Linked DNA regions of Homo sapiens: region 1 is linked to region 2. A link is an interaction called in ENCODE POLR2A ChIA-PET data of the cell type or tissue named here. Cell type or tissue: endothelial cell of umbilical vein. All regions are shown on one strand. Links, peaks and the distances in the headings refer to the core of each region. The heading gives the core; the rest is flanking DNA. Region 1 overlaps OPA1 (OPA1 mitochondrial dynamin like GTPase). Region 2 overlaps MB21D2 (Mab-21 domain containing 2).

Region 1 (5,383 bases), core at 47-5,046, 760 kb before region 2:
TTAGAAGAACAATTTGAAAGTGTGCTTTTTTTGCAAATGGATTCGTCAACATAGAACAGTTTTATCTTTATAAATTCTGTGAATAAGTGCAAGTATAGATTAATTCCACCTCCACATACACCTAAACTAAGAAATCTGACAAAGGTTTTAAAAAAATTTGATGAAAATATATTTCTTAAAGATCACCATGAATTACTGGCAATCATAGCGATCCAATATACTTTTTTCTCATCCACCTATTGAAAAAGGGAGGGCAGTGGCCAACTAAGAAAAGAAATTACCCTGGATACTAACAGACTTTTAAAGAACTTGGCTACAAAAGGTAGAGATAACCAAGGTATCCAATCAAAAGGAGCTAGCTAGGTGGGTCACAATAAATATGCTCTGGGCAACATTACATAATGCAGAAAATGATATTATTAATAGAAAGGCTACTTGGCAGCATGGAAATGCTGACAAAATATGTTAGGTAGCAAAAGACAAAATACCAAAGTGAATATTCACCATGATTACATAATTTTTAAAAAGGGAACTAAAATACTATTCTGTGGTAGTATTCATGAAAAGAAAAAAATTAAAAGAAAAAAACTCAAGCCAGGCATAGTGGCTCACACTTGTAATCTCAGTGCTTTGAGAGGCTGAGGTGAGAGGTTTGAGCTAAGGAATTTGAGACTAGCCTGGGCAACATAGTGAGACTTCATCTCTACAAGAAATTAAAAAATCAGTCGGGCATGGTGGCACACACATGTAGTCCCGGCTACTTGGGAGGCAGAGTCGGAAGGACTACTTTAGCCAGTTCAGGGCTGCAGTGAGTTATGATTCCAAGACCGCACTTCAGCCTGAGTGACAGAGCAAGATCCTGTCTCAATCGATAAGTTAAAAAGATACTAACCACATATAGTAAGTATAATTAAAAGAAAATGCTCCAAACAGTTAGTGGCAGCTGTGGTAAAATTATGGGCTACTGGGTATTTCTTTTATACAGATTTTTTCATTGATATTCTATTACTTATATCATTAAAATAAAACCGTGATATATTAGGTTCATAAGTTAAGAAACTATCTCAATAAACTATTTCTCTTTCCTCGAGATGACCAAAAAAAGTATTTTAATGTTCATGATACAAACCAAAATCGATATACTCATCAATTTCCCACACAATGTCAGGCACAATCCATTTATATTCACTAAGGTCCGGTATCATATCTTTCCACTGATCAAAAGTCTAAAAGACAAGAAAGTGTGTCAATCAGATGCTCTGCATGCCAAATAAACATGTAAAGAAAAATTATTTAATTAAAACACATTAATCTACTAAGAATAATGTATTATGTTCAAAACTTTTAAGAAACAAAATTAAGTGGTCTCAGCAAACAAGCATATAAAACAAGTTAACACTCCTCTGTTAAATATGGAAAATGTAAAAATTCAGAATATACTCCTATTTCAAACAGGTTTCATAATTTTGCCCTAAATATTACTGTGGGGTAGAAGGAAGACAGACTGGGAGACAGGACGCCTTGCCTCTGGTCCCAGACCTGCCAAGAAGTGCTTGTGTGAGAATGCCACCTGACTTTCACATCTGTGCTACTAAATGTCTAAGCTCAAAATCAAACCTAGGTGTTCCTATTCCCAGCCCTGTGCTCCTTCCACTAGGCCATTTTAATTTCCTGTAATTATAACTAAGATTCTAAAGGCATCTTCCTATTAGCATCATTAAAACAATCTAGTCCATGGTAGAGACACAAAATAAATGTTTAAACATCCAATTGTATTCCACTACACAAAAATGATTTATGCTATAGAAACTTAATCATGATATAATAATTGGAAAACCAGGAGGAATGTCAAGTTCACCTTTTTGGCTGTGTAGCCACCCCCAACAGCCGATCCTAGTATGAGATAGCGAAGTTTTAAGAGTCTCGTAGCTAATCTTGCTGGCCAAAAATTCCTGCGAGGCTGGTAGCCATATTTAATTGGAGAGAATTTCAGTTTACGTAAAGGAAGGTTTGTCAGAGAAGAGAACTGCTGAAAGGATGTCCTTAATTGGGGTCGTTGAAGCTTTAAGGTAGGATGATGTGAATGATAAATGCTTCGTGAAACCAGATGTAGTTTTTGTAGTGGTAAACTTCCTTTTATTCCAGAGCTGTGTTTCACTAAAGACTGGCAGACCTCACTGAAAGAAAAATGAATATGGAAGAAAGATCAGAGAGGGTAACAGTACAAAGGAAATGACATTAAAAGAGCAATATACTAAAGGAAACACAGCCCCATACGTGACTAACCACAATGTCACACAATAGTTCACATTTACTAACCATTGACTATGTGCCAGACATGGTTACAGTATGTGCTATCTCATTTAATCCTGCTAACAATCCCATGTAGAAAGTACTAGTATTATCCTCATTTTACAGATGAGGAAAATGTGGTGCAAAGACTTAAATAACTTGCCCAAAGTCACACTGACATAAGAAACAAAGGCATGATTCAAACCAAAGCAGTGGGACTCCACTCTAATATGTGGGCTATGATCCTGGTCTCAGGAATTGAAACCAAAGAGAGAAAAGGCAGGGACTTATTTTATTAACTACTATTCACTGTAAGTAAAAGTTGAAAACAAAAATGCATGCAAACTTTTGCTTTCAAAAACAAAATTTCTAGCAGTTTAGAACACCTTCATCTATGTCTCCCGATCCTGACAGCACAGGGGTGGAAATTAAGGAAGTTAATCAATCCCAACTCAAGCACCTGGATCCCCAGAAGAATGAAAGTAGCAAAAAAGCTCGAAAGGGAACAGAATTTAAATGTACACATTGACTGTAGAGCTCCACCCTCTTCTTCTTCCTGAAGAGAATGAAAGGTTACCAACAACCATATCTTAACATACACTCATAGTTGCATACATAGTTGCTTGCTTACTATTAGTTGCTTACTAATAATCAGGGCCAGTCTGATTCTAAGTAGTTAAAAAATATTAATTCCTTTAATTACAAGGGACTGGAAACTTCTTAAGAAGGAGGCAGGGTGTGGTGGCTCACACCTGTAATCCCAGCACTTTGGGAGGCTGAGGTGGGTGAATCACCTGAGGTCAGGAGTTCAAGACCAGCCTGGCCAACATGGTGAAACCCCATCCCTACTAAAAATACAAAAATTAGCTGAGTGTGTTGGTGTGTGCCTGTAATCCCAGCTATTCAGGAGGCTGAGGCAGGAGAATCACTTGAACCCAGGAGGCAGAGGTTGCAGTAAGCTGAGATCACACCACTGCACTCCAGCCTGGGCAACAGAGTGAGACTCCACCTCCAAAAAAAAACAAACAAACAAACAAAAAAAAAACAAAGAAGGAGGAGGAGGAATCAAGGAAGACAGGAGCAATGCTGTGAAGAATGGTATGGGGATATGGGAAAAGCGGTATCTCTTGTGTTCCTATACATACCAGACATTACGCTAGCTGTTTTCACTACAGCATAACTATATAAATGTTAACTCTCAGAAACACCGAGTAAGGTTAAGTATCCTTATTTTACAAATTTTTTTTTTAAGTATTGTTAAAGCAAACTAAATATGGCCTGAGAAGGACTCCATACTTCTATATTTGTGTTCTTGTGGACAAACCATAACCTAGCACAATAGGCAGACAAAATGGAAAACCTGAGTAGTATGCATCTGTAATAATAGCTGAGTGTTGGCCAATCCCAGTGGCCATACTTCAAGCACTAATAGACTGCTAAGTGTTCAAACTGCATTCAATTCTGGAGGCTGCCTGATTTGCAAAGTGTTTATTTTCCTTGCTTAATTAAACTCCATCAAATTTAACTTGTCTGAAGTTTTCTTTTAACAGATCTGGTGTCAGAAGTGGGATTTGAAGAAAAACTCTGGCAACCCCCTGGAACACCAGGTGACCTGGTGAGGTACCCACTGAGGCCGTTGCTCTCACTGGTCTCTTGATTGTAACTGGAGGTCATGGGTGAGTTTTCTCTCAGATTCCGAGCTCCACTAACTTGTGTTTTGAGCTCTCCGAGTTTACTCAAGCAATACTTAGCCTGGACTGGATCCAAGATCAAATTGGATTTGATAATTAACTGGATTGGATTCAGTTAGAGGCCTCAGACCTCTGATAAGTACCTTATTTAATAATGGGATCATCTCAATCCAAGGAGTCTGGGACTCCATCTTCAGGGACTCCAGCTAATTTTACGTATAAAAATTATGGGCCCAGAACATGTGCATTTTCAGTAAAATGGGTTAACCTCACTAAAGAAAACTTAGAATTAAAATGGCCACAATGGAGAAGTTTTAATTTGGATAAAATTGTTTGCAAGGCATATTAGAAAAAGGGGATCAAAGCCCCCACAAATACAGTGGGATGTATTGTCTCATGGATACGCAAAGGCCTCCAAAAGACTAAGTGAATCAAAAAGTGCCTCCTTAAAAGATTCTTTGCAAAAACCAAATGAAAAGCTTAAGCAACAGACCAAGGACATGAAGAAAGAGGACTGTACTTTGACTGATCTAACTCGGACTGTTCCTTCTTTGTCCATCTCTACCTACATACTCTGAGTCCACTAAACTTTTTGTTAAATTACACTTTCACCCTGAAGATGATTTAAAAAAAAAAAAAAAAAAAAAAGGAAGTTAGACAGATGTCTTACAAAGTGAGACCTTATATCAGCCAGGCCTGCCTGCTGTAACTACTTTCACTCCATGGTCTAAAACTGAGCTTAGCCCCATTGTGAAGGACTTCCCTGGTCCAAGGGAAAAGTCTCAAAAATTTACTGAGGAATTTAGAATCCTAATAGGAGCTTACGATCCAGGACTTCATGAATTTACCAATTTATTCATATGATACTGGGGGCTGGTGAAGCTCAGAAATGGATGGCAGCAGCAGAATGGGACAAACCTGAGGAGGACATTTTAAAGGGCCCTCTAAGAGCTCCTCACAAGAAGGACCAAAAATAGCTAGAAAAATCGCTGAAAACCTTTTAACATTCAGTTCCTAAAATTTTTCCACAAAAAATTGGTCCATCATACAATCTTGTAAGCAAAAAAAAAAGAAAAGAAAAGATGAACCAGTTTCAGATTACAGAAGTCGCTTAGAAATATTTGTGAAACATCCTGGGCTCAAAGTACAGCAAGGAGTATTCCCTGCAGGGGCTGAAACAGCATTAACTGCTTTACTTATAAATGGACTCCATCCTGAACTTAGCAGTTTAACTAAAAAACATAAGTTGCAATGGGAAGTTAGAGATGTGACTGAATTGGTGGCCTTAGCTGAACTTTTTTTTTTTTTTTTTTTTTTTTTGAGGTGGAGTCTTGCTCTGTCACCCAGGCTAGAGTGTAGTGGCGCAATCTCGGCTCACTGCAACCTCTGCCTCCCAGGTT
Region 2 (5,383 bases), core at 327-5,326:
ATCTCCATTGAAACGCTGTTTACTGTAGCTACCTTCATCGGTTATTTTAGCTGGAGCCTCTGGATAACTTGCTGCAGCTTCCACGGCAGCACTGGTGACTTCACTTTGCACTTCTATGTTATAGAGATGACTTATTTCCTTAAATCTCATGAGCCAGTTTCTGCTAGCTTCAAACTTTTCTTCTGCAGCTTCATCACCTCTCTCAGCTCTCAGAGAATTGAAGAGAGTTAGGGCCATGCTCTGGATTGGACATTGGCTTTTGGTATTCTATCTAGACCACCAAATCTTTCCCCATATTAACAACAATGCTGTTTAACTTTCCTATCATTCATGTGTTCACTGGGGTAGCACTTTTAATTTCCTTCAAGAACTTTTCCTTTGCATCCACAGCTAGGCGAACTGTTAGGCACAAGGGGCCTGCCTTTCAGCCCATCTCAGCTTTTGACATGCTCTCCTCACTAAGCTTAACCATTTCTGTCTTTCGACTTAGGGTGAAGGACATGTGTCTCTTCCATTCACTTGAACACTTAGAGGCCACTGTAGGATTATGCACTGGCCTAACTTCAAAGTTGTTATGTCCCAAGGAATAGGGAAGCCCATGGGGAGGGAGAGAGCTGGGGTAACAGCTGGTTGTGGAGCAGTCAGAACACACTATGAGTGTGATTCATGGTGCCCCAAGACAATTACAATAGTAACATCAAAGATCACAGATCACCATAACATATAATAACAATGAAAACGTTTGAAAGATTAAGAGAATTACCATAATGTGACACAGAGACGCATGTGAACCCTGCAGTTGGAAAAGTGGTGCTCACTTGCTCGATGCAGGATTGCCACAGACCTTCAATTTGTAAAAAACACAACTATCTGAGAAGCACAGTAAAGCAATGCACCATCAAACAAGGTGCGCCTGTACTTGTAAGTCTTTTGAGAATAAAAAAAAAAACAAAACACCAAAAACACCAGAAATGTATGTGGAACATTTAGCGTAGTGCAAAATAAATATTTTCAGCTATTTTTCTGTTTGGGTCATTGATTCATTTGCATATTCAGCGTGCATGCATTGAGTGACACTCAGGTGGGAACACCACTGCTGCTGTTGCAACCCCTATTTTGTTACTTAGGTACTTAGGGGCACAGTAAGGCATTATAGATAAGACATGGTTAAATCTGTGGTGAGCTGAAACTGCATAGGTGTCCAGTGATAAAAGTTACCTTCTATTAAATGCTACCTTAGTGTGAAAAACCATTTGTCACGGAAGTGCCTCCTAAAGAAAGGAGTGTTAAATTCTGACAGGGTCAACACGGGATGGAATGGCGGTTGGTTGGTGTGGAGATGTGGAGTGAGTGTCCAGAAGTGGGAGAAGACCTTCGAGGGGTGATGTGGTTGGTGGGTGTGGTTGGTCTCAAAGACCAGGTTAAGGAGTCTAGGCCTCATTCATTCATTTGTCCATTTATAATGCTGGGACTATATGGAAGATGGATCAGAAAGTCAATATACTGAATATAAACCAGGTAAAAAGCAATGAAAATGGTCTCAGAGAGAGAGAGAGAGAGAGAGAGAGACAGAGAGAGATAACTGAAAACTGGATTTAGGGCAGTGATAAGGAGAAAGAAAAGTAGCTAACAGAAATGAAAGATGATGGGATATTTTAAAAAGCACTTTTAAGAATCTGGATTTCAGATGGTCATAAAAGTAGGAACAGGAAAACCTGGAGTAATTTGGAAATGCAGTGAGAATGCTACAGACAGAGGATGATGGGCATCTTGGTTAAAGTGACTGGAAGTGGGGGTCAGTGGTGGGGAGCTCATTCTGAAAGTTCTAGGGCAAAATTGGAGGATTTGCCAGTCAACTGACCTTCACCTGCTTCTGGCAGTCATCCACCTCTCAATTATGTTAGCCATACTAACAAATGGACATTGGTTTTTATTTTGCTCTCATTATTTAACATTTCCTGTATTTATTGCTTTTGGATTCAAAAGGATGCAAGAAACTTAGTCTGTTTTTTCTTTTCACTATGAAGTAAAGAGACTGTTTTCCTTGTTTGAGGCAATTGCTTATTTCTCCTTCTGTTTTTCCCCCGTTTAAAATGTCCTGCTACAAAATGACCTCTAGAACCTGTATATGAAGCAGGTTGCAAGGTGGTTCAGCTGAGTGCTAGAATATATTTAAGAATACTTTACTGACTGTCAGTTCAAGCAAAAAACAAAGCAAACAAAAACCTGCTGCTTTGAAATAAGGGCTATTTGCTTCCTATGGCTTTCTTTCGCCTCACAACCTGTCTTTCCAGTTTATTAGCTTTTGTAGCAATTACATCGATTGAAGAGTGACCATACAAATAGGTCTGCATTTTGGAAATGGGTGCTGTGCATGCTGAGTGGTGTCTCTGAGTGTGAATCCTGGTGAAAGGATGAAGGAGGCATCTCGCCCCATATTTTCTCTCCCTGAACTGGTCTGTCTCAGTTCTGCTTTCTGATCATTTCCCCTGTTGGCAGAACCTGCCCTTGACCCTCAGCCACAGTGAGTCAGTGTACACTGGCACGACTCCAGATGCCTGGGGGATAAAACTTTGCCCAAGTTTGCCAATCATTCCTCGAAGCTGCCCAGTTGTTCTAGTCTTTGTTGATGTTTCCTAGAAAATTTTGGCTCCACATTTGTCATGGTTACTTAGTTTATTTGACAGCATGTCTTGCTTTGTGTTGGATACTTTAGAGGATACAGCAGTAAGACTTGGGCACTGTCTTGGAGTAGCTCAAAGAAGAGGAAGATAAATAATAATAACCTTTTAAAAATCGGCCAGGCATGCTGGCTTACGCCTGTGATCCCAGCACTTTGGGAGGCCGAGTCAGGGGGATCACTTGAGGTCAGGAGTTCAAGACCAGCCTGGCAAACATGGCAAAACCCTGTCTTTACTAAAAAAAAAATACAAAAATTAGCGGGATATGGCGGTGCATGCCCTTAATCCCATCTACTCTGGAGGCTGAGGCAGGAGAATCGCTTGAATCCGGGAGACGGAGGTTTCAGTGAGCCAAGATCGTGGCACTGCACTCCAGCCTGGGCAACAGAGTGAGACTCCATCTCCAAAAAAAAAAAAAAAAAAAACAGACAAAAAAAAAGTGTACAATTTAGTGGTTTTACTATATGTACAAAATTCACATTGATCACTCTCTAATTTTGGAATATTTTTATTGCCCCCAGAAGAAACCCCATACTCATTAGCAGTCACCTTCTACTCCCCACTCCCCAACAGCCCTTGGCAGACACAAATCTCCTTTCTGAATCTATGGATTTGCCTATTCTGGACATTTCATATAAATGGAATTGCATAATAGGTGGCCTTTTGTGTCTGGCTTTTTTGACTTAGCATAATGTTTTTAAGGTTATCCGTGTAACAATACTTCATTTCTTTTTATAGCTTAATTCTATTCTATGGTGTGGCTATACCTCATTTTGTTTATAGGAGCCATATCTTGAGTGTGTTCTATGTTCATTGTTCCATGAGCTTTACCTTTTAAATTCATTCGTCTTCATAATTACTTCATAGGTGCAATTACTATTGCCATATTGCCAGTAAAGAAGAAGGCATAGATAGGTAACACAGCTAACAATAAGTAGCAGAGCAAGCTTGGTTTAACTGCAGAGTCTGTGCTCTTAACCTTACTCTTCCCGCCACACACTGTGAGTCACAGGATAGAAGACATATTTAAAAATGAGTGTAAACGTGGGAGGAAGTTACAAAGGTCTTAAATGACTGTGGAGTTCAGTAGCTCAGAGTTGGGGGTGGCCTGTGGCGTGGGTGTCTGTTACAGTGTGCTGTACTTTGTCATTTGTACTGCCCTTCGGATTATGGTGCGCAGTGGATTTGAGGCATCACAGGGGATCTAGGCCGCAGGGAGACGGGACGGGGCTCCCAGTCCACTGACAGGTTTGCTCAGGGCTGATTCGGCAGCGTGCAGGGCTGAGCCTGAGGCCAAAGGTTTTCAGACGTGTATGTGTATCTGGGTGGGGCCTGGCCTGTGCAGGCAGGGACTTGATAGCAGGCACCTCTTTTCTGTGGAATGTGGAGAAGTACAAGCAAGTCTAACCATGCTGCCCGGCTCACCACACATGCGATGAATGACGGAATGAAGGAGAGATATGGTGGGTGGGTACTAGAGTTGAGAGCCTCGAACCTCAAGTTGCAGAGACCGTGCAGTGGCCTGCCTTGAGAGGTATACAGTCTGTCCACATCTCTGTTACTCTGCTGGAGCTTGCTGTCTAGATTCTACTAGGAGCTATCACCCAGGTTCTTTCCTTCAGTGTAGAGTCTGTCTCCTGGGAGATCAGAAGTCCCAGCTTAGTCTTTTCTTAGTGGAACCCCAGAAAATTGTTCTATGGGCCGGGCGCGGTGGCTCATGCCTGTAATCCTGGCACTTTGGGAGGCCGAGGCGGGTGGATCATAAGGTCAGGAGTTCAAGACCAGCCTGGCCAACATGGTGAAACCCCCTCTCTACTGAAAATGCAAAAAATTAGCCTGGTGTGGTGGCACGCGCCAGTAGTCCCAGCTACTCAGGAAGCTGAGGCAGGAGAATTGCTTGAATCCAGCAGGCAAAGGTTGCCGTGAGCCAAGATCGCACCACTGCACTCCGGCCTGGGTGACAGAGTGAGACTGTCTCGAAAAAAAAAAAAAAAGAAAATTTTTATATGACATGTTTCTGTCTCTGACAGTTTATTCACTCAGCAAACATTTATGAGGCTCTTCTGTGCCAGGAGTTGTTCTAGGTCCTTGGGACATATGAGTGAGCAATATATAATATAGAAAAGGACTTTTGCTGTCTTTATACTATTCTGCCAGGGCAAACAGAATAATAAGCAATAGACATAAATAAATATAGTTTTTTTTATTTAATAGAATAAGTGTCATGAAAAAAGGTTGAAGTAGAGCAAAGTAAAAAGGGATATAAAGTGGTTGAAATATTAAATAAAGTAAGACGGTGACAGCCGAGTGTGGTGTCTCACGCCAGTAATTCCAGCACTCTGGGAGGCCGAGGCAGGTAGATCACGAAGTCAGGAGTTCAAGACCAGCCTGACCAACATGGTGAAACCCTGTCTCTACTAAAAATACAAAAATTAGCTGGGCGTGGTGGCACATGCCTGTAATCCCAGCTACTCAGGAAGCTGAGGCAGGAGAATCGCTTGAACCCGGGAGGCGGAGGTTGCAGTGAGCCGAGATCGCGCCACTGCACGCCAGCCTGGGCAACAGAGCGAGACTCCACCCCCACCCCCCGCCCCCCCCCCAAAAAAAGAGACGTGAAAAACTTGCACTTGAAGATGGTTAACGAATTAGCCATGAGAGCTTTGGAGGAAGAGTCTCACAGTACAGAATTCGGAAGGTTCGAG

The links. ChIA-PET counts read pairs that join two places held together with the same protein. Peaks named below come from ENCODE experiments on the same cell type or tissue, not always from the same donor. Only the 100,000 strongest peaks of a DNase experiment are listed, where the experiment ranks them.
Region 1: POLR2A ChIA-PET joins it to region 2 with 7 read pairs; 1 of 35 experiments calls an interaction of 5 or more read pairs at or near these places.

The regions. Positions count from the first base shown.
Region 1 is chr3:193,611,517-193,616,899 of GRCh38, reverse strand. It overlaps OPA1 (OPA1 mitochondrial dynamin like GTPase), which reads right to left. Exons shown (of 31, transcript NM_130837.3): 2 at 1,859-2,177; 3 at 1,130-1,226. Among named protein-coding and RNA genes, the nearest start is that of OPA1-AS1, 13 kb to the left of the region's middle. In endothelial cell of umbilical vein, for the core only: no CTCF peak of the experiment used is centred there; a DNase peak (open chromatin) is centred at 2,269.
Region 2 is chr3:192,849,215-192,854,597 of GRCh38, reverse strand. All of the region lies in intron 1 of MB21D2 (Mab-21 domain containing 2), which reads left to right. Among named protein-coding and RNA genes, the nearest start is that of MB21D2, 66 kb to the left of the region's middle. RefSeq lists enhancers at 3,436-3,485, 3,516-3,565. In endothelial cell of umbilical vein, for the core only: no CTCF peak of the experiment used is centred there; DNase peaks (open chromatin) are centred at 2,567 and 3,697; H3K27ac peaks cover 716 bases.